2 separate regions of the Homo sapiens genome follow, and region 2 is linked to region 1. The links are chromatin contacts, found by Hi-C or POLR2A ChIA-PET in ENCODE. All regions are on one chromosome and are shown on one strand. Each heading gives the region's core, a stretch centred on a gene start or an enhancer-like site at or near the end of the contact. The rest is flanking DNA. Distances are from core to core; before and after follow the strand shown. Region 1 holds the start of NKAPD1 (NKAP domain containing 1). Region 2 overlaps DIXDC1 (DIX domain containing 1).

The links. A loop is a pair of places that touch in the nucleus more often than their neighbours do. ChIA-PET counts read pairs that join two places held with the same protein, here RNA polymerase II (POLR2A). Pooled maps may share reads with other maps.
Region 2: a map with no recorded cell type shows a loop between it and region 1 (7-fold over the local background). The contact joins the enhancer-like site here to the promoter of NKAPD1 in region 1. A Hi-C loop is called at or near these places in 9 of 37 single-sample maps with no recorded cell type and 5 of 50 pooled maps. POLR2A ChIA-PET finds 5 or more read pairs at or near these places in 4 of 52 experiments (GM12878, HepG2, OCI-LY7 and 1 more).

What each region holds. Positions count from the first base shown.
Region 1 is chr11:112,072,726-112,077,075 of GRCh38, reverse strand. NKAPD1 (NKAP domain containing 1) reads right to left here and starts at 2,777. Exons shown (of 6, transcript NM_018195.4): 1 at 2,160-2,777; 2 at 1,433-1,509. The coding sequence starts at 1,501. It overlaps PIH1D2 (PIH1 domain containing 2), which reads left to right and starts at 3,059. Exons shown (of 6, transcript NM_138789.4): 1 at 3,059-3,096; 2 at 3,871-4,078. The coding sequence starts at 3,902. RefSeq lists enhancers at 2,285-2,334, 2,395-2,514, 2,925-2,974.
Region 2 is chr11:112,004,737-112,009,075 of GRCh38, reverse strand. All of the region lies in intron 17 of DIXDC1 (DIX domain containing 1), which reads right to left. Among named protein-coding and RNA genes, the nearest start is that of DLAT, 19 kb to the left of the region's middle. Within about 2 kb of position 2,900, at least 2 of the 41 ENCODE cell types and tissues checked have a DNase peak (open chromatin) inside an H3K27ac peak, as active enhancers do.

The DNA.
Region 1 (4,350 bases), core at 1,528-4,027:
TCATTATATGTGCTCTCCTAGGTGACCTCATCTACTCTCATGACCTCTTATCATCAACCTATACATCAATAATCCCGAAACCTTTATGTCCAGCCCCAACTTTTCTCCTCTACTCCAAGTCTGAATTTTCAACTGCTTGGACATCCTATAAGCACCTCACCATCAACATGTTGAAAACCAAACTAATTACCTTTCCTATCATAATTGTCCCATTTTTTGTTCTTTATCTCAATTAACAGAATTGTCATCATCTACCCAGTCACATAGGTGGTTACACAGTTGACCTTGAACAACAGGAATCTCAACTGTGCAGGTCCACTTATCCTCAGATTTTCTTCCACCTCTGCCACCTGTAAGATAGCAAAACAAGTCCCTCTTCTTCCTCCTCAGCCTACTCAATGTGATTTTCTTAATGAAATGTTGTTTTCTCTAGCTACTTTACTATAAGAATACAGTATATAATACATGTAACATAAAAAATATGTGTTAATCCACTGTTTATGGTATCGCTATGGCTTTCAGTCAGTAGTAGGCTATTGGCACTTACATTTTGAGGGAGTAAAAAGTTATACATGGATTTTCGACTATGCAGGGGGTTGATGCCCCTAGCCCCTGCATTGTTCAAGGGTCAACTGAATTAGATTCCATTCTTATCATTATAATCTAATTAGCCACCAACTTCTTTGGATTCTATCTCCTAAATTCCTCTTCTTCATCCCTGCTGTCACTAATTTCATGCGAACCCTCATCATCTCTCACCTGTAATACTGCAATTGCCTCCTAATTACTCTCCCTTCTGTATCTCCCCATCTGATTCATTCCCTACCCAGCTGACAAACCATCTTTCTAAAATATAACTATGATCATGCCACACCCTGTTTAAAAACATTTGATGGCTTCTTTATTGCCTAGAGGAAGAAGTCTCAGCTCCAAACATCACAATCCAACTCTAATTACCACTGAGGCCTTATCTTCTGCCACTATCCCCTACCTTCCCTGCTTTCTGGATAAATTTCTTGCCATGCCCCAAGTGATTAATGCTCTTTCTCGTTGCCATATTAATGCATGATGCTGTCTATCCAGAATGATATTTCATACCTGGTAAACGTATACCTATTCAAGAACCAGTTCAAAGATCAGCAGCTGAAATACCACTAATTCTGTAAAATCTTTTCTAATTCCCCAGTGTAGATTTTATTATTTCCTCCTTAGTGCTCCAAAGCACTTTGCAAATATCTCTGTTATACAGTACTTATCAAACTGTATTATAATTATCTATTTTATTCATCATTTTATTTCCTACTGTGTACGGAAGCTTCCAAAAACTAGATGACAAGAATATTCTTTGTATCTCCCAGTTGTTCCAAAATAATGCTTGGCACACTGCTTGCCTTCAGTAAGCGTTGAGGAGTAACTAGGTTGTACCTCCCACCTTATTGTGAGCATCTGTGTGCCGGATGACATTCCTCAGGAGGACCTTCCCCAGTGGAATCCGGGACATTCTTCAATCTGAAATGAATCAACAAATAACGTTTAGTAATAATTTCTGTTATTACTTTATCTTTTCTTGAAGTTTTATAAAGAAGCATATGAGGTACAGGAAAGATCACTGAACTAGAAGTCAGAGATTCTAAAGAATAGTTTTCCCTTTACCATTAAAAGAGGGAAATGCCTAAACACACTAATGTGAGATGAAAGGAGATAATGTACATTAAAGTTCTTTGAAAATGCACAAGACTACATAAAATTAAGTGCTTTCATGAGCACCATTTTATTTAATCCTCATAACTACTTTTTATATGAGGCAAGTATCTCCATCCCTATTTTGTAGATGAAGTTCCCTTAAAGCTGTAACGTCCCAAGCCACATAGTCCCAGGCAAATGATGTATGTCACTGTCTAAATTAAAAATCAAACCTCCAATCCCAATATAGTTTGCACTGAAGCAAATACGTAGATTTGAGAGTGTCAGGAACCACGGGTGTCAACAGTAACAGAAACTGATTACTCAAAACATCAAATGCAAAGATGTCCTAAATTTCTCCATTTGGGGGCATTTTATTTCCTACTTGCTACGGAAGCTTCCAAAAACTAGATGACAAGAATATTTTCGTGTGTAGCTAGCAGGAGCTTTGTGCAACCACCCCAACGCTCACTCACCCCTTGATCCTGAGGAAATCAGGCATCTTGCTAGTGAGACGAAGAACCACTCCATTACAAGATCTCCTCCGACCCAGGAAGCCAAGGAGTCAGGGCTCAAAGGCAGCTCTGCAGCTTCACCCGAGTCCTTCGTGAAAACGCAGCCTTCCCACTGGTTACTCTGCCCTCACCTGTGGCCCAGGCCACTGCCGCGTTTCCCCCAGCCCAGACCGACAGGCAGATCTCTCTCCCGGACTGAGGCCGGAGGCTGAGCCGGGGCGGAATTCGGACAGCCCGGTTGACCTGGGCATTCCCCGCTCACGCTCCTCTAGGACGAACCCCGGGGGTAAGTTTCACTCCCCAGAAAGGCTGGGAACGCTTTGGATGGCTACGGCCTTCGGTTGGGCCCCAGAAAGTATCTAGGGAGCCTGAAGCGGGGGTTGAGGTTTCCAAGTGGAAGACAGAGGAAATATCCCCATCTTTGTCACCGGGATCCCTGTTCCCCAGCGGCCTCGGAGCTCCCGGTAACCTTCCCTCCAAACGCCCTCCCCACACAAATACACACAAACACACCCATACCGTGCGCCGCAGCCTCGCGTGGCGGGGGGTAGGGGGGAAGAAGTGGTTTGGGAGAAAAAGGAGGAGACTTCCTTTTCAGGCCGGAAGTCGTGCTCCTGAGAAATCGTCCCACCAACAGGCAGCCCAGAGACTCCCACAAGGGAGGGTTTTCAGGACACTCCAGAGGTTGACGGGTGCAGAAGGAAGGCGGGCGCTTTCCTGGAAGAGAAGTGGGTCAGGCCCAACTGAAAAGCAAGCCTGGCACCAGAAGGGGGACATTCCGGAACTAGATATGAAGAGACTTTTCTCCCTGAAGTTCCCCGGACCCAATTAGATGTTGTACCCAGGCTGGTTACCCTGGTAACAGGCGTCGCGGTTTGTCAAGGAACTGAGAGAAGAGGTGGGTTTGCCAACCTATAGAATGATTACCCGTTAGAACTGAGAGAAGAGGTGGGTTTGCAGACCTATGGAATGATTATCCGTTAGTTAAGTTTCCCGTTTAGCATAACCCTTACACAGTAATTGAAGAATCTAAACCTCTTTTCCTCATTCTAAAGATGCTGTGGGACACCTCTCCAATGGGAGAAGAGGCTAAGGAGATTTATCTGAAGACGTAGAGAAGTGTCCCAGCCTCTCTATTAGCTTACTTAATCTCGCAATAATCCTATGGTAGAGGTATTATCGTCTTCATTTTGAACAGAACATTAATTGCTCAAGGTCACAGAGCTAGTGAGAGATAGAACTAAGACCGGAATCTAGGCATTCTGGCTCACAAGTCCATGCTTTGAAATACTAAACTATACTGAGGATTAAGGAAGTCTTATGTGGCCCTCACCCCACACCACACCTCTGGCAATTTCAGAACTGGGGAGCCACCAGTCAGGTGTTGGAACAAGAAGATCAGGAAACCCAGACTTAAAATGATTACTCTGACTTGTCAGGGTCCAAATAGAAGTAAGGCCTTATCTGAGAGGACAATGTGAGAATTTAGGAAGAGGTACTAGATAATTAAAGAATAAGGAAAACATAAAGTGGTGCTGATCCACAACCTTTTAGACACAAATGCTGTCCTAACTTCACCAAAACAATTCCTGACCCATTCCACCTCCCCAAAGCAGAAATGAATCAATAATTACACAGACAGTTTTCTTCCTGAAGTCGTGTTTTTCCACAGGCTTAAGAAAATTATTCACCACTCATAAGTCATGGAGACATCCTCAAAAGGTCTGCTTACCCAAGTTACTCAGTTTTGGAACCTCCTAGATGATCTAGCTCAGAGTGACCCTGAGGGCTATGAGAAGTTTATTCAGCAGCAGCTGAAAGAAGGGAAACAGCTCTGTGCTGCCCCAGAACCACAGCTTTGTCTACAGACCAGGATTCTGGTATGTCGAGTTGGTGCCAGGGATGGGGAGGTCTTGAATGAAATGATCCCAGAATAACCAGAGAATACTTTACACTTAGGTATTGCTAATTTTTTTTGTTTTTTTTTTGTTTTGTTTTGTTTTGTTTTGTTTTTTGAGACAGAGTCTTACTTTGTCACCAGGCTGGAGTGCAATGGTGTGGTCTTGGCTCGCTGCAACCTCTGCCTCCCGGGTTTAAGCGATTCTCCTGCCTCAGCCTCCCAAGTAGCTGGGATTACAGGTGTGTACTACCA
Region 2 (4,339 bases), core at 1,651-4,150, 68 kb after region 1:
TTCTTTATTAGTCTTGCTAGCGGTCTATCAGTTTTGTTGATCCCTTCAAAAAACCAGCTCCTGGATTCATTGATTTTTTTAAAGGTTTCTTGTGTCTCTATCTCCTTCAGTTCTGCTCCAATCTTAGTTATTTCTTGCCTTTTGCTAGCGTTTGAATTTCTTTGCTCTTGATTCTCGATTTCTTTTAATTGTGATGTTAAGGTGTCGATTTTAGATCTTTCCTGCTTTCTCCTGTGGGCATTTAGTGCTAAAAATTTCCCTCTACACACTGCTTTAAATGTGTCTCAGGTATTCTGGTACGTTGTGTCTTTGTTCTCATTGGTTTCAAAGAACATCTTTATTTCTCCCTTCATTTCGTTATTTAGCCAGTAGTCATTCAGGAGCAGGTTGTTCAGTTTCCATGTAGTTGTGCAGTTTTGAGTGAGTTTCTTAATCCTGAGTTCTAATTTGATTGTGCTGTGGTCTGAGAGACAGTTTGTTGTGATTTCTGTTTTTTACATTTGCTGAAGAGTGCTTTACTTCCAACTGTATGATCAATTTTAGAATAAGTGTGATGTGGTGCTAAGAAGAATGTATATTCTGTTGATTTGGGGTGGAGAGTTCTGTAGATGTCTATTAGGTCTGCTTGGTGCAGAGCTGAGTTCAAGTCATGGATATCCTTGTTAATCTGTCTCGTTGATCTAATATTGACAGTGGGGTGTAAAAGTCTCCCATTATTATTGTGTGGGAGTCTAAGTCTCTTTGTAGGTCTCTAAGGACTTGGTTTATGAATCTTGGTGCTCCTGTATTGGGTGCATATAAATTTAGGATAGTTAGCTCTTCTTGTTGAATTGATCCCTTTACCATTATGTAATGGCCTTGTCTCTTTTGATCTTTGTTGGTTTAAAGTCTGTTTTATCAGAGAGTAGGATTTCAATCCCTGCTTTTCTTTTTTTTTTTTTTTTGCTTTGCATTTGCTTGGTAGATCTTGCTCCATCCCTTTATTTGAGCCTATGTGTGTCTCTGCACGTGATATGGGTCTCCTGAGTACAGCACACCGATGGGTTTGACTCTATCCAATTTGCCAGTCTGTCACTTTTCATTGGGGCATTTAGCCCATTTACATTTAAGGTTAATATTGTTATGTGTGAATTTGATCCTGTCATTATGATGTTAGCTGCTTATTTTGCCCATTAATTGATGCAAGTTTCATCATAGCATCGATGGTCTTGACAATTTGGCATGTTTTTGCAGTGGCTGGTACCGGTTGTTCCTTTCCATGTTTAGTGCTTCCTTCAGGAGCTCTTGTAAGGCAGTCCTGGTGGTGACAGAATCTCTTAGCATTTGCTTGTCTGTTAAGGATTTTATTTCTCCTTCACTTATGAAGCTTAGTTTGGCTGGATATGAAATTTTGCGTTGAAAACTCTTTTCTTTAAGAATGTTGAATATTGGCCCCCACTCTCTTCTGGCTTGTAGAGTTTCTGTCGAGAGATCCGCTGTTAGTCTGATGGGTTTCCCTTTGTGGGTAACCTGACCTTTCTCTCTGGCTGCCCTTAACATTTTTTCCTTCATTTCCACCTTGGTGAATCTGATAATTATGTGTCTTGGGGTTGCTCTTCTTGAGGAGTATCTTTGTGGTGTTCTCTGTATTTCCTAGATTTGGATGTTGGCCTGCCTTGCTAGATTGGGTAAGTATTCCTGGATAATATCCTGAACAGTGTTTTCCAACTTGGTTCCATTCTCCCTGTCACTTTCAGGTACACCAATCAAACGTAGATTTGGTCTTTTCACATAGTCCCATGTTTCTTGGAGGCTTTGTTCGTTGCTTTTTACTCTTTTCTCTCTAAACTTCTCTTCTCACTTTATTTCATTAATTTGATCTTCAATCACTGATACCCTTTCTTCCACTTGATCGCATTGGCTATTGAAGCTTGTGCGTGCATCACAAAGTTCTCATGCCATGGTTTTCAGCTCCATCAGGTCATTTAAGGTCTTCTCTACACTGTTTATTCTAGTTAGCCATTCATCTAATCTTTTTTCAAGGTTTCTAGCTTCCTTGCAATGGGTTCAAACATCCTCCTCTAGCTCGGAGAAGTTTATTACCGACCTTCTGAAGCCGACTTCTGTCAACTCATCAAAGTCATTCTCCGTCCAACTTTGTTCCCTTGCTGGTGAGGAGCTGCGATCCTTTGGAGGAGAAGAGGTACTCTCGTTTTTAGAATCTTCAGCTTTTCTGCTCTGGTTTCTCCCCATCTTTGTGGTTTTATCTACCTTTGGTCTTTGATGTTGGTGACCTAGAGATGAGGTTTTGGTGTGGATGTCCTTTTTGTGGATGCTGATGCTATTCCTTTCTGTTCGTTAGTTTTCCTTCTAACAGTCAGGTCCCTCAGCTGCAGGTCTGTTGGAGTTTGCTGGAGGTCCACTCCAGACCCTGTTTGCCTGGGTATCACCAGTGGAGGCTGCAGAACAGCAAATATTGCAGAACAGCAAATATTGCCTGATCCTTCCTCTGTAAGCTTTGTCCCAGAGGGGCACTTGCCTGTATGAGATGTAAGTCATCCCCTACTGGGAGGTGTCTCCCAGTTAGGCTACACAGGGGTCAGGGACCCACTTGAGGAGGCAGTCTGTCCGTTCTCAGAGCTCAAACGCCATGCTGGTAGAACCACTGCTCTCTTCAGAGCTGTCAGACAGGGACGTTTAAGTATGCAGAAGTTTCTGCTGCCTTTTGTTCAGCTATGCCCTGCTCCCAGAGGTGGGGGCTACAGAATCAGCAGGCCTAGCTGAGCTGTGGTGGGCTCCGCCCAGTTTGAGCTTCCAGGCAGCTTTGTTTACCTACTCAAGCCTCAGCAATGGCAGGTGCCCCTCCCCCTGCCAGGCTGTTGCCTCGCAGTTCAATCTCTGACTGCTGCACTAGCTGTGAGCAAGGCTCTGTGGGTGTGGGAACCACCGAGCCAGGCACTGGATAGTAGCTCCTGGTCTGCATTTGCTAAGACTGTTGAAAACGCGCAGTATTTGGGGGAGGAGTGTTCCGTTTTTTCCAGGTACAGTCTGTCAGGGCTTCCTTTGTCTAGGAAAGGGAAATCTCCCAACGCCTTGCGCTTCCTGGGTGAGGCGACGCCCTGCCCTGCTTTGGTTCACCCTCCGTGGGCTACACCCACTGTCCTCCTGACCTCAAGTAATCTGCCCGCCTTGGCCTCCCAAAGTGCTGGGATTATAGTCATAAGCCACCACACCCGGCCCAGGTTTTCTATATTCTTATTGATGTTCTGTACACTACTTCTACTGATTACTGCAAAGAAGAAATATTAAAGCCTCCAATTGTAACTAGATTTATCTATTTCTCCTTTCAGTTTTTGTTTCATGTATTTTTTGAGGGGGGGACGGGAGAGGACAGTGTCTCACTCTGTCTGTCACCCAGCTGCCCAGACTGGAGTGCAGTGGTGTGATCACAGCTCACTGCAGCCTCCAACTCCCAGACTCAAGTGATCCTCCTGCCTCAGCCTCCCAAGTAGCTAGGACTTCAGGCATATGCCACCACACCTGGCTAATTTTTTTTATTTTTTTGTTGAGTCAGGGTCTCACCATGTTGCCCAGGCTTGTCTCAAACTTCTGGGCACAAGTGATCCTCCTGTCTCAGCCTCCCAAAATGCTGGGATTACAGGCATGAGCCACAGTGCCTGGGCTGCTTCAGGTATTTCAAAGCTGTTATTGGGTATACACACATTTAGGATTATTATGTCTTCTCGGTGAATTGACCTTTTTATTATTATGTATCATCTTTATACCTGGAATGATTCCTTGTTCTCAAGTATACTTTATCAGATACTAATATAACCACACTTCCTTTTGATTAGTGTTTCCATGGTATATCTTTATCCATCTTTTTACTTTTAAATCCATTTATATCATTATATTTATAGTGGGTTTCCTATAAACAGTAGTTGAGTCTTCCTCACCTGTATGTGCATGTTATCAACATTTTCACTACAGCCTTTAACATATGAATCAGTTACTTTAAATTCCTTGTCTGATGGTTTCGACATCCTTGTCATATATGAGTTTGATTCTGTTGACTGCTTTCGCTCTTCACAGTGGCTTCGTTTTTCTCTTGCTCTTGTGGATGCCTCATAATTTCTTATTGAATGCCAGACATATGTTAAGACAGGAGAGACAGAGGTAAAAGTATCTGTTTAGAAATGGGCACACTGTTTGTTCTTCCAGGCCATCGGTAGGGACAGTTGAGTTAATTTGGTCAGAAGCTGAGCTGGGATTGAGATTTTTGTTAAGGTTACCTTCAGTGCACCACCATTTTCCAAGTCTTCTAGAGTTAGGTTTAGGGACAGCTGCTTGTTGGAGGGTC